Regions from separate parts of the Homo sapiens genome. Here regions 1 and 3 are each linked to region 2. A link is a loop called in an ENCODE intact Hi-C map of the cell type or tissue named here. Cell type or tissue: ovary. All regions are shown on one strand. Region 1 overlaps LOC124904413 (a long non-coding RNA gene). Region 2 overlaps OTUD7B (OTU deubiquitinase 7B). Region 3 overlaps LINC02988 (long intergenic non-protein coding RNA 2988).

Region 1 (4,000 bases), 89 kb after region 2:
ACACAGAGACATAATATTATTAGATTTATATTAATAAGGCTGAGTGTAGTGGCTCATACCTGTAATCCCAGAACTTTGGGAGGCCAAGGCAGGAGGATATCCTGCTTGAGGACAGGAGTTCAAGACCAGCGTGGGCAAAATAGTGAGACCCGATCTCTACACAAAATAAATAAATAAAATTAGCACAGTGAAAGGATTGCTTGAGCCCAAGAGTTCAAGGCTGCAGTGAACTATGATTGTACCACTGCACACCAGCCTGGGGAAGAGAGTAAGACCTTGACTCTTAAAAAAAAAAATTGTATTAATACACTACTTCCAGAAATTAAACAAGACATACACAGTATGTGGATATAAACAAAGAAAATGATTTCCATGTACAAAACATAAAACTCATAGATTAATAACTCAAGTTTCCTAGTCTATTTTCTTATTTTGTTTCATTAAAAAAAAAATTTGAGACGGAGTCTCACCCTGTCACCCAGGCTGGAGTTCAGTGGCATGATCTCAGCTCACGGCAACCTCTGCCTCACTGGTTCAAGCAATTCTCCTGCCTCCGCCTCCTGAGTGGCTAGGATTACAGGCGCCCGCCACCACACTCGGCTAATTTTTGTATTTTTTTTTCAGTAGAGATGAGGTTTCACCATGTTGGCCAGGCTGGTCTCGAACTCCTGACCTCAAGTGATCCGTCTGCCTCAGCCTCCCAAAGTGCTGGGATTACAGGTGTGAGCCACCATGCCCCGTCTACTTAGAGGTCTAGTAAACTTAAATCAGTTCTGAAGCTTTTCCAGACAGTAGTAGTAAAATACACTATAAATCAGATTACCTGGTTCTCAATTCAATGTTCTTTTCATTCTGTCATGCTGCTCTCTAAATTTGAGTGTTCTCTTGACCAGGAATTAAATTATTCTCTATATCTGAGTTGAAACTACTATATCACCAGGAAATAAAAAAGTCTAACTTCCCAATATTATTCCTAAATTAAATCGTGGTTAGTCAGGATGTTGCTATATACTTTTAATAATAACTGAAAATTGAAGCAGAAAAAACCCCAATTCACTATGACTTGTATATTTTGTGCCATGAACAGAGGAAATTGTCATTTACAGTATAATTTTCTGGGCATAGGCATGGATTCCGGTGTTCACATCCCCAAGTTCAAATCTCAGTTTTGTCACTTATTAGGGGACATTATCTTAATGTCTCTAAGCTTTTATTTTCCTTCTCTCTCTCTCTCTTTCTTTTTTTTTTTTTTTTTTTGAGACAGGCTGATTACAGGCTCGACCTCCTGGGCTCAAGCAATCCCCCTGCCTCAGCCTCCCGAGTAGCTAGGACCACAGGTGCAAACCACCACGCAATTAATTTCTGTATTTTTTATAGAGATGGGTTTTACCATGTGCTCAGGCTGGTCTTGAACTACTGGGCTCCGCCTTGGCTTCCCAAAGTGCTGGAATGACACAAATGAACCACCGTGCCCAGCCCTATTTTCTCATTTTTAAAAAAGAAAGGTTATTGTTTCAAAATATGTTGTACATGAGGCCAGGTGTAATGGCTCATTCCTGTCATCCCAACACTTTGGGAGGCTGAGGCAGGAAGGTAGCATGAGCCCAGGAATTCAAGACCAGCCTAGGCAGAACAGTGAGACCCCCATCTGTACAAAACTTTTAAAAAAATTCTCCAGGCATGGTGTTACGTGCCAGTAGAGGCTGGAGGGTCACTTGAACCAGGGAGGTCAAGGCTGCAGTGAGCCATGATTGCGCCACTGTACTCTAGCCTGGGCAATCCAGGGAGACCCTGTCTCAAAAAAAAAAGCATGCTTTACATGATAAATATTACAATTTTTGCCAATTAAAAATAAATATTTATCTCTCATATCCCAGGAAATCAAGTAAAAATAAATAAAAGAAATAAATGAATAAAATTTAAACAATAAAAAGAAGATAGCACTACTACTTATGTCTTTGAGTTGTGAGAAAAATGCACAGAAAGTACTTAGCACATGGCCTAACACATATATATATTCATAGTGACAGATACACTACTGTCAATTGCAGTCAGACATGAATGGAAATCATAATCAGATTCTCACCTTTCAAACTTTAGATGTGACTTCATAGTAATTCAACAAATCTTCCAAGTCCAGAACACCTGTTGATTTGAATCTTACAGCAATTACTTTTATCTAGTCTTTAAGAAATGAAAAAATAATGTAACAGCAAACTCATGCAGTGACTCAATAAATTTAAAGCCATAAACAGGCTAAATCCAACACTAAACAAGCATTTTGCAATCTATTTTAGCCAAAACAATGCATTTTCCCTCATTCACATAACAATTACTCAGTATGCCAGCTCCCAGTGTTACAGAGCCTGTTCTTGGTGATTCAAGGGCGCCCTCTGTCTGAGTGCTGAAAAAATCCAAACCCAAATTTAAAACTATGTAAAAACATGCTTTCAAGTAAATTCTTAATAAACAGTTCTATGAAATTGATCCTGTCTTTAATCACTGCTGGCAGATAGTCCTTAAAAAAAAAAAAGAAAAGAAAGAAAAAAACGGCTGGGTGCGGTGGCTCACGCCTGTAATTCCAGCACTTTGGGAGGCCAAGGCAGGTGGATCACCTGAAGTTAGGAATTCAAGACCAGTCTGGCTAACATGGTGAAACCCTGTCTCTACTAAAAATACAAAAATTAGCCAGGCGTGGTGGCAGGAGCCTGTAATCCCAGCTACTCGGGTGGCTGAGGCAGGAGAATCGCTTGAACCCAGGAAGCAGAGGTTGCAGTGAACCGAGATTGCGCCATTGCACTCCAACCTGGGCAACGAGAGCTAGACTTCGCCTCAAAAAAAAAAAAAAAAAAAACCACCAACAAATGTCATGTCATTTGTTACAAGAGCACAAGAAATTCATGTCTACATCTCTGTAATTTACCTGGAAATTTGGAAATTCCATGATATTTTTCTCAAAATTTATTCCATATTATTCAATGAAATTATTGACATGAGTCACCTAGATAAGTTTATTGCTCTCTTTTTTTGTCCTGTCCATGTAAAACTCTGTACTTTATTTAACATGTCATTGTTAATAAATGACATGTTATTTATTATTATTATTATGTCTAGTTTCTAAAACAAGACACATAAAAAGGATGTGTACAAAAATATATAGTGAAATGCCCACTAAAAAGTAGGTTTCTTTCCATCTGCTTCCACTTTAAGGAAGTTATTCAACTTCTCTGAACCTCAGTTTATCTGGAATATAAAAATAATATCCACCTTAAAGGAAAGTTGCAAAGGTTAATTCAGATATCTGTAAAGGTCTCAGCACATAGTAAAAGCTTAATGAAAGGTGGTTGTTATTATTTACTACTATTATTAAGAGAATAATCTTAAATAATAGTGTCCTACATTAAAGACATTTTATTTGCTTCAAATGGAAAGATATGTAAATAAAAAAGTTTATGATTTACTTTTACAATATTAAACAGTCTTTCTAGTTAAGAAAAACAGTGATCTTGATTAAATGCTTGACAGATCAGGAATGAGCCATTTCTAAAAGATTATTTCAATATAAAAATATTATGCTCTCTTCATGTTAAAAACTCTCAATAAACTATGCATTAAAGGAACATACCTCAAAATAATGAGTCATCTATGACAAACCCACAGCCAATATCATACTGAATGGGCAAAAGCTGGAAGCATTCCCCTTGAAAACTGGCACAGGACAAGGATGCCCTCTCTCACCACTCCTATTCAACATAGTATTGGAAGTCCTGGCCAGAGCAATAAGGCAAGAGAAAGCAATAAACGGCATCTGAATAGCAAGAGAGGAAGTCAAACTATTTCTGTTTGCAGACGACATGATTCCATATTTAGAAAACCCCATAGTCTTGGCTCAAAAGCTCCTTCAGCTGATAACTTCAGCAAAGTCGCAGGATGTAAAATAAATGTACAAAAAACACTAGCACTCCTATACACCAACAACAGTCAAGCTGAGAGCCAAATC
Region 2 (4,000 bases):
AAGGACAGGCAGGGGACATTGGGCAATTAGAGGCTGGGTTCTAAGAGGCAATACCTATTCCACCTTATTCACTGTTACTTACTCCCTAATCCCTTAGCACTTGGTTTACAAATTGTACTACAAAGTCAAATCTCTTATCTCTTTTACAGTCAAGATCCATGAACTAATAGTCTATGACTATTAAACTTCTTTATCATCCATTCTTTTTGACCTACTGCAATCTGTCCCATTTCTGCCCTCCATCCTGCTCACCCACCTGCCACATAACATTTCACCTACCTGATTTTGGCAAAGAACAATGACCTTCTAATTGCCACATTCAGTGGACCCTGGTTCCCATCTTAGCCTTCACATGGGTTATTTTCCTCTTTAAATTTTCTTTGCCATTAGCGTCCATAAAATTACTTTCTATTCCTCTAAATTCTGTCTGCCCCCAAAATACTAGTGGTGTGTCAATGATTTTCACCTTGGTTCCCTCTGGGTGATCTCTTCTACTGCCATAATCTCATCCACTACCATCTGTATGGTATATACCATCTATCTCCAGCCCAGATTTCTTAATTTCTTTTCTTTTTCTTTTCTTTCCTTTTTTTCTTTTTTTTTTTTTTGTAGACAGAGTCACCCAGGCTGGAGTGCAATGGCACAATCTCGGCTCACTGCAAACTTCACCTCCCGGGTTCAAATGCTTCTCCTGCCTCAGCCTCTCGAGTAGCTGGGATTACAGCACCCACCACCAGGCCCAGCTAATTTTTGTATTTTTAGTAGAGACGGGCTTTCCCCATGTTGGCCAGGCTGGTCTCGAACTCCTGACCTGGTGATCTGCCTGTCTCAGCCACCCAAAATGCTGGGATTACAGGCATGAGGCACTGCACTCAGCCTAGACTTCTTAATTTCTATATTCATATATCCAGCTACCTACTGGAGACTGCCACCTGCCCATGGCTACCTCAAACTCTGTAAAGTCAAAATAGAACTCCTGTTTTTTCCCAAACCCACTCTTCTTCCTATTTTCCTACCTTAGTGAATAGCACCAACTATCACCCAAACATCCAAGCTCAAAACCAAGGAATTATCTAATATTCCTTTCTTTCTTTCACCCACCCCACACCTGGATACCTTCTTTTTTTTTTTTTTTTTTTTTGAGACAGAGTCTCACTCTGTCGCCCAGGCTGGAGTACAGTGGAACGATCTCAGCTCACTGCAACCTCCACCTCCCGGGTTCAAGCAATTCTCCTGCCTCAGCCTCCCAAGTAGAAGTGCTGCATACAAAGCCTACTTTCTGGCCCCTACCCACTTCTCTAGTCAGATATATCTCACTGAATCAGCTGTAGTTCCTGAAATATACCATGTTGTTTTATACCACTGAGCTTTTGTCTAAGCTGTTCCTTCTGCCTGGAGTAGCTCACTTTCTGTCAACCTTGTGAACAATTTCTCAACTTTTAGGACAGAACTCAGGTATCATTCCTCCAAATAGTCTTCTAAATCTCCCTTGGCAGATCAACCACTCCTTCCTTTGTATCCTCTCTCCCTAACTGCTATAGAGTTGTTGTTGTTTTTTTGTTTGTTTGTTTGAGACAAAGTCTTGCTCTGTCACCCAGGATGGAGTGTGGTGGCATGATCTTGGCTCACTGCAACCTCCACCTCCCAGGTTCAAGCAATTCTCCTGCCTCAGCCTCCGGAGTAGCTGGGACTACACGTGCACACCACCATGCCTGGCTAGTTTTGTATTTTTAGTAAAGACGGGGTTTCACCATGTTGGCCAGGCTGGTCTCGAACTACCAACAGGTGATCCGCCTGCCTTGGCCTTCCAAAGTGCTGGGATTACAGGCATGAGCCACCGCATCCGGCCAGCATTAACTGCTATAGAGACGTCTATTGTAAGAGTCATACATGTTATAACCTGTTGCAATTATGTATTTACATGTCCATCTCCTCCTCTATGCTAGGATCATGTTTTATGCAATACACCCAAGGTCTATTTTGTGACTATAATCAATAAACATATGCTAAGTGAAACTACAATTTTTATCAAAGGAGAGCAGGCAATGGTACAAGCAATTTTAAAATACATTGGCTTTAGGATGTATATAATGATAAGGGAAATAAGTTTAACTTATTAATTTTATTTGGCTGACATTAGTATTAAAATGAGTCTATACGGCTTAACCGCACACTGACAGAGTAGAAGGAAATCACTGGAAACATGAGGGGTACTGGGAACAAATTTAATGGGAATTTTTTAAATGACACAGCTATTTTCAATTTGTAAAATGCTATCACAAATTTTACTTCAATTAAAAATAAAGAGAGCAATGCCCAGGTTCTATATGGAGTGCTGCAGTCACTCCAATAGACACATCCAGATCCGGCTCCCTCTTCCTGGCCGGTTTCTGCTTCCTGTTTTAATGTACACAGCCACTAGGTGGTGTACAACTTCTAGCCTTAACATTTAAGAAACTATTACTGAGCCTCACCACCAATTTCAACATAAAACAAGGAAGCCCAGGAAATCAAAACTTATTTAGTGTGGTTTTGGTACTGGGGAGCTAAAGGAAGCTTCCCCAGTTCATTATCCTCCTCCTACCATTCCCACTCCCAAGGTGGGTAATAATGCTATGAATGGTCTAAGCTAAGACAATTATGAAAGCCACATTTTCAGTATGAACTTTCACTGTGCTGAGCAAAAGGACTAAAACTATTGCTCCATTACTAGCCACTATTCTCTATGCATGTTGGGGACTTTCAGATGGAAAGGCTGACTTTGAGAGGGAAAGGCTGGCTGGCCAAGGATAGAACGTGGGTATTTCTGGGTTTCCTGGCTAAATACCATTATAATCTAACCCCATCTTTAGAATAATAACTAATTGCTTTAATAACTGGAATTGGGCACACTTAATTTTCTGGGTGTTGCTGTCATTTCTACTTAATAGTTGGCATGTTCTGGTTTGGCCTTTTCTTGCCTCTGCAGTGGTTAAGGTTCCGGTATTATCTGAACTCAACAGTGAAGAGGACAAAGCTGACTACCACAAAACTGACTACTGATTTGCTCTGGATTCTAAATTCTAGGCTAGCTCTAGCTCAGGCAAAAGCTTTCCACGAGATCCAGCCAAGCTTTTGGTGCTAAAAAAGAATGTCAAGTACTTATGTGGCCTTGCCCCTGTGGGTTTATTTCCCTCAGGAATCTTCTGGGGAAGACTGGCTGCTCAAGGAGAGGATTCTGATCTTAATATCATCTACTTTTAACAACTGGATTATTTGTTTTTGAGGAAGAAACATAGCATGTTCTACTTACATATTAAATCTTCAGGATATAAAATTCTAAATAACTAAAACAAAAAAACTCTTCTATATTGTCAAGTTATGACAGCAATAAAATGAGAAAAAAAGAAAGGTGGATGAAAAAGGAAAGTTTCTGAAGAGATATTGCCATACTAAATGCCAGAAAGATCCAGCCATAACATGGCAAAAAAAAAATAGATATACATAAAGAGCAGGAGATATAAACATAGCACAGAATCACAGGAAAAGGAAATAGGGAGCCTCATTATTTTTATGTAAAGGCATAATGTCATTATTGAAGGGAAGTAATCAGCAAACTTTTTCTGTAAAGGGCCAGGTAGTCAGTAAGTATGGGCTGTGCAGGCCACATGTTACTACTGTGCTGCTGGAGGAAGAAAGCAGTTACACGTGTAAACATCCAAGAAATGCCCAGGGCTGTATTCTGATAAAAGGTTTTTTTGTTTTTGTTTTTTTTTGTTTTTTTTTTTCTTACAAAATAGCCATAGTTTGCGCAACCCGTTTTGGAGAGGGCAAGTACAAACAATCTGTTGTTACTGCCTTATATAACAGCAGCCTCAACATTTGACAAACTCCTGAGAAGTACTGTTCAGACTCAATTAAATAGGTATGCTTTTTGTGTGTGTGTGTGATTAGAATGCTGGTTCCTTATGCTTTTTAAAATTTAAAATAAACTAAAACTGAGTATATGAAAAACAAATGG
Region 3 (4,000 bases), 210 kb after region 2:
GAAACCTGGATAAGAAAGTTTATTAATTTAGGGGCACTTTCTTGGGATACAGGATTTACACTCCAGCAAGGACCCCACGAAATAGTTCAGATATATGAATATTATTGTGCTCCTACAAGCCTTGAAAAAGTAATGACCCACGCAGCCCAGTTGAAATGCTTGAATTTCAATGCTTCCTCCACATCAGCAGTGGAGGAAGAAATTTAAAAGTTTAGGAAAGTAGACATGTTGGAATGTATTATTTGAGGTCTAAAGACTCACCGTGGGATTATGTTCCATGGAAGACACACATCCTTTACCACAGCATTGGTGAGGGGGGCACCAGCATCAATAAACAAAATGGGAGCTAGACAGACAGTGGGCCAGGGATGAAGGTAGGAGAGGTCATAACAAAGCTGGGATTATTGATAGCAATGGAAATAACCGACCCCCTCCCCAATGCCAAGCAATAAAGGCCAGGTGGCAACAATAGAAGCCAGGAGGTCACAGTTCTCTCAATGACCAGCAAAGTCAAAGAGCCAGTCAAGACCAGGTACGGTTCATGCCTGTAATCCTGGTGCAAGGTGGGAGGATCACCTGAGGCCAGGGATTTGTGACCAACCTGGGCAACATAGTAAGACCTGTCTCTACAAAAAAAAAATTAGAAATTAGCCAGGCACGGCCAGGCGCGGTGGCTCACGCCTATAAATCCCAGCACTTTGGGAGGCCGAGGCGGGCGGATCACGAGGTCAGGAGATCGAGACCATCCTGGCTAACATGGTGAAACCCCGTCTCTACTAAAAATACAAAAAATAATTAGCTGGGCGTGGTGGTGGGCGCCTGTAGCCCCAGCTACTCGGGAGGCTGAGGCAGGAGAATGGTGTGACCCGGGAGGCAGAGCTTGCAGTGAGCTGAGATCGCGCCACTGCACTCCAGCTTGGGCGACAGAGCAAAACTCCATCTCAAAAAAAAAAAAAATTAGCCAGGCATAGTTGCATGTGCCTGTAGCTCCAGCTACTTGGGAGGCTGAGGTGGGAGGATCCCTTGAGCCCAGGGGTTGGAGGCTGCAGTGAGCCTCCTAGGCTGGTGCCATTGCACTCCATCCTTGTGACAGAGTGAGACCTTGTCTCAATCAATCAATCAATAAAAAAGCCAGTCAAGGGGAAATTAAGTTGATTAATAGAACATGATATCCCTAGGGATAAAATTAACAGCCAACAAGGGCAAATCAAACAAATGCAAGAATAGGCTGAGCACAGTTGCCCCCATAAAAAGTCTTGAAGTAGAGAAATTGGAAGCCTTGTGCAGTGTTGGTGGGAATGTAAAATGGTGCAGCTGCTGTGGAAAACAGTCTGAGTGTTCCCAAAAAATTAAAAATGGAATTACCGTATGATCCAGCAATCCCACTTCAAAAGTATTGAAAGCAGTGTCTTGAGATATTTGCACACCCATATTCACAGCAGCGTTATTCACAACAGCCAAAAGGAAGCAACTCAAGTGTCCATTGATGGATGAAAGGATAAATAAAATGGGAAATGTACATTATTCAGCCTTAAAAAGGAAGAAAGTCCTGTCACATACTACAACATGGATGAGCCTTGAGGATATTATGCTTAGTGAAACACGCCAGTCACAAAAAGACAAAAATACTGTATGATTTTATTTATATGAGGTATCTAAAGTAGTCAGATTCATAGGAACATAAAGTAGAATGGTGGTTGCCAGGAGCCAGGGGCAGGGAGAAATTTGGAGTTGTTGTTTAATAGGTATGGGGGGGTCAGTGTTGCAAGATGAGCAGCTCTAGAGCTCAGCTGCACAACACTGTGAATATACTTAAAACTATGAAACTGTACACTTACAAATTGTTAAGATAATCAATGTTGTTTTGTGTGTGGTTTTTTTCTTTTTTGGGGACAGGGTCTCGCTCTGTTGCCCAGGCTGAAGTGCAGTGGCGCTATCTCGGCTCATTACAGCCTTGACCTCCTAGGTTCAAGCGATCCTCCCACTTCAGCCTCCCAAGTAGCTGGGACTACAAACGCACACCACCACACCCAGCTGAAAATGTTATGTTTTTATCACTATTTAAAATAAAATATATGTTTTAAGAATACTAAAAAAAAAGTCATGATTCCTTCTCATTTCCTAGACCTGAGACATTTTTCAGACCTGAAATCTATTGAATGGGAAAATGTGACAGAGTCCCCGAGAGGAAGGTCCCTGCAACATCACAGCAAGTGTGCACTGTAATAATTCCACCAGTCCTGGGTGACTGTCACCTGGGAGAGGAGGAATATCCACTAGACACAGGGCCTGAAATGACACTGATATTCAAAGACCTGAAATGTCATTATGGCCCCTGTTACAATGATGGGCTATAGGTCAGGTAAAATGGGGATTCTGGCTGATGTCCAGCTTCAAGTGGGTCCACCGGGGCCGTGGCTCCACCTGGTGGTCATTGCCCCAGTCCCTGAGTGTATAACTGGGATTGGTATATTCAGCAGTTGGGGAAGCCCCGATGTGGGGCCCCTGCTTTATGATATAAGAGCTATCATGTGGGGAAGGTCAGTGGAAGCCTCTGAAATTGTGTCCGTCCCCCTTCACCCAGCCAAGATAGCAAATACAAAATAATATCTCATTCCAGAGGGAAGATAGAGATCATTGCCACCCTTAAGTACCTCAAGGATGCAAGGATTGTGGTCTGTGTCATACCTCTGTTTAATTCACCAGCCTGGCCCCTGCAGAAAACACATGGATCCTGGGAAATAACCATAGACGATTCCTAGCTCAGCTCAAGCCCCGAGTGATCATGCAGGGTGTGGTGTCATTGCTAGATTATATAAATATGGCTTCAAGTACATGACATTTGGCCATTGATTTGGCAAATGCATTCTTCTTTATCTCGATCAAGAAAGAGAATCAGAAACAGCATTCACATGGACTGGATGACAATATTCATTTAGATTCCCCCGGCCCCCAGGGTTGTTGTTAACTCTCCCAATCTATGTCATGATACATTCAGAAAAGATCTAGATCATCTGGACTTCCCACAGAATATCACAATGCTCCATTCATCAATGACATTAGGCTAATTTGGGAGAATAGCAAGAGGTGGCTGACACCTGAAAGCCTCGGGAAGACACATGCACTCTAGAAAATGAGACATAAACTCTCTGAAGATTCCAGGGCTTGCCCCTCCCATAAAGTTTTTTGGAATCCAGTGGTAAAGGGTGTACTAGGACGTTGCCTCTGAAACAAAAGACAAAATGCTGCGTCTTGCATGCACAAAGAAGGAACTAAAATGCCTGGAGGGTTCTGGCAGCAAGCATATTCCATGCCTGGGAATAGTGCTCCAGCCTGTATTCTAGAGGGTGCAGCTTTGTGTGGGCCTGGGGCAGGGATATAGAGCCTGATCAACAAAAGGAGCTAGAACTGCTCTTGGACAATAAGGCAGGAATATGTGTGAAACTCAGGTCAGCCACTTGAGCACCTCTTGATGATACCTTTCATGCCCAATGGTGACCTGAATGGCAAGTGCAGCCCAGCCTGTGAAGGGTGACGTGATCAGGGACTCAGAGCCTCTCAGGAATCAGGGTTGTGCTACGCCACCTGGTAGGCTATCGAGACCAGCAGAAATGACAGTGGTGTCATCTGTAGCAGAGAGGGAGAGTGGAATTTAGAATGGATAATGGAGGAGGGAAATGATGTTACCTATTGCAAGACCAACTGCAGCAACAGCCTGTGGTTAACCCACTGACCTCCCTTAACTAAGTCCCTTCAAGAAAAGAGCCCATTGAAACCCCGGAAGAGCTACCCCTCAATGTGTGTGGAAAGTAGATCCACATGGTACAAAAGGAAGACTGTGGTAGCCATGAAGGTGCCCCACTTGGATTTGTCTTCAAGAAAGAACTTGCTGCTCAGCTGCAAGGAGGACAGTTAGCTGTCAGCCTCCAGCTGTTAGTGCTGAGGGATCTGTCTCAGTTTTCCAGCCAAGGCACACTGCTCTCAGCAGGCTCTGGCCAGT

What was found. A loop is a pair of places that touch in the nucleus more often than their neighbours do. Peaks named below come from ENCODE experiments on the same cell type or tissue, not always from the same donor. Only the 100,000 strongest peaks of a DNase experiment are listed, where the experiment ranks them.
Region 1: it touches region 2 in a loop (8-fold over the local background); 104 of 110 quality-filtered maps call a loop at or near these places.
Region 3: a loop joins it to region 2, with 5 times the contacts of the local background. A loop is called at or near these places in 92 of 110 quality-filtered maps.

The regions. Positions count from the first base shown.
Region 1 is chr1:150,048,396-150,052,395 of GRCh38, forward strand. The region is part of intron 2 of LOC124904413 (a long non-coding RNA gene); the gene reads left to right. It also overlaps a transcript of OTUD7B not described here. Among named protein-coding and RNA genes, the nearest start is that of VPS45, 17 kb to the right of the region's middle. In ovary, a CTCF peak has its summit at 2,378; a DNase peak (open chromatin) is centred at 2,387.
Region 2 is chr1:149,959,804-149,963,803 of GRCh38, forward strand. The region is part of intron 6 of OTUD7B (OTU deubiquitinase 7B); the gene reads right to left. Among named protein-coding and RNA genes, the nearest start is that of MTMR11, 25 kb to the left of the region's middle. In ovary, a CTCF peak has its summit at 2,386 (motif pointing right); a DNase peak (open chromatin) is centred at 2,381; H3K27ac peaks cover 1,335 bases.
Region 3 is chr1:150,166,739-150,170,738 of GRCh38, forward strand. The region is part of intron 2 of LINC02988 (long intergenic non-protein coding RNA 2988); the gene reads left to right. Among named protein-coding and RNA genes, the nearest start is that of LINC02988, 8.0 kb to the left of the region's middle. In ovary, a CTCF peak has its summit at 2,405 (motif pointing left); a DNase peak (open chromatin) is centred at 2,423.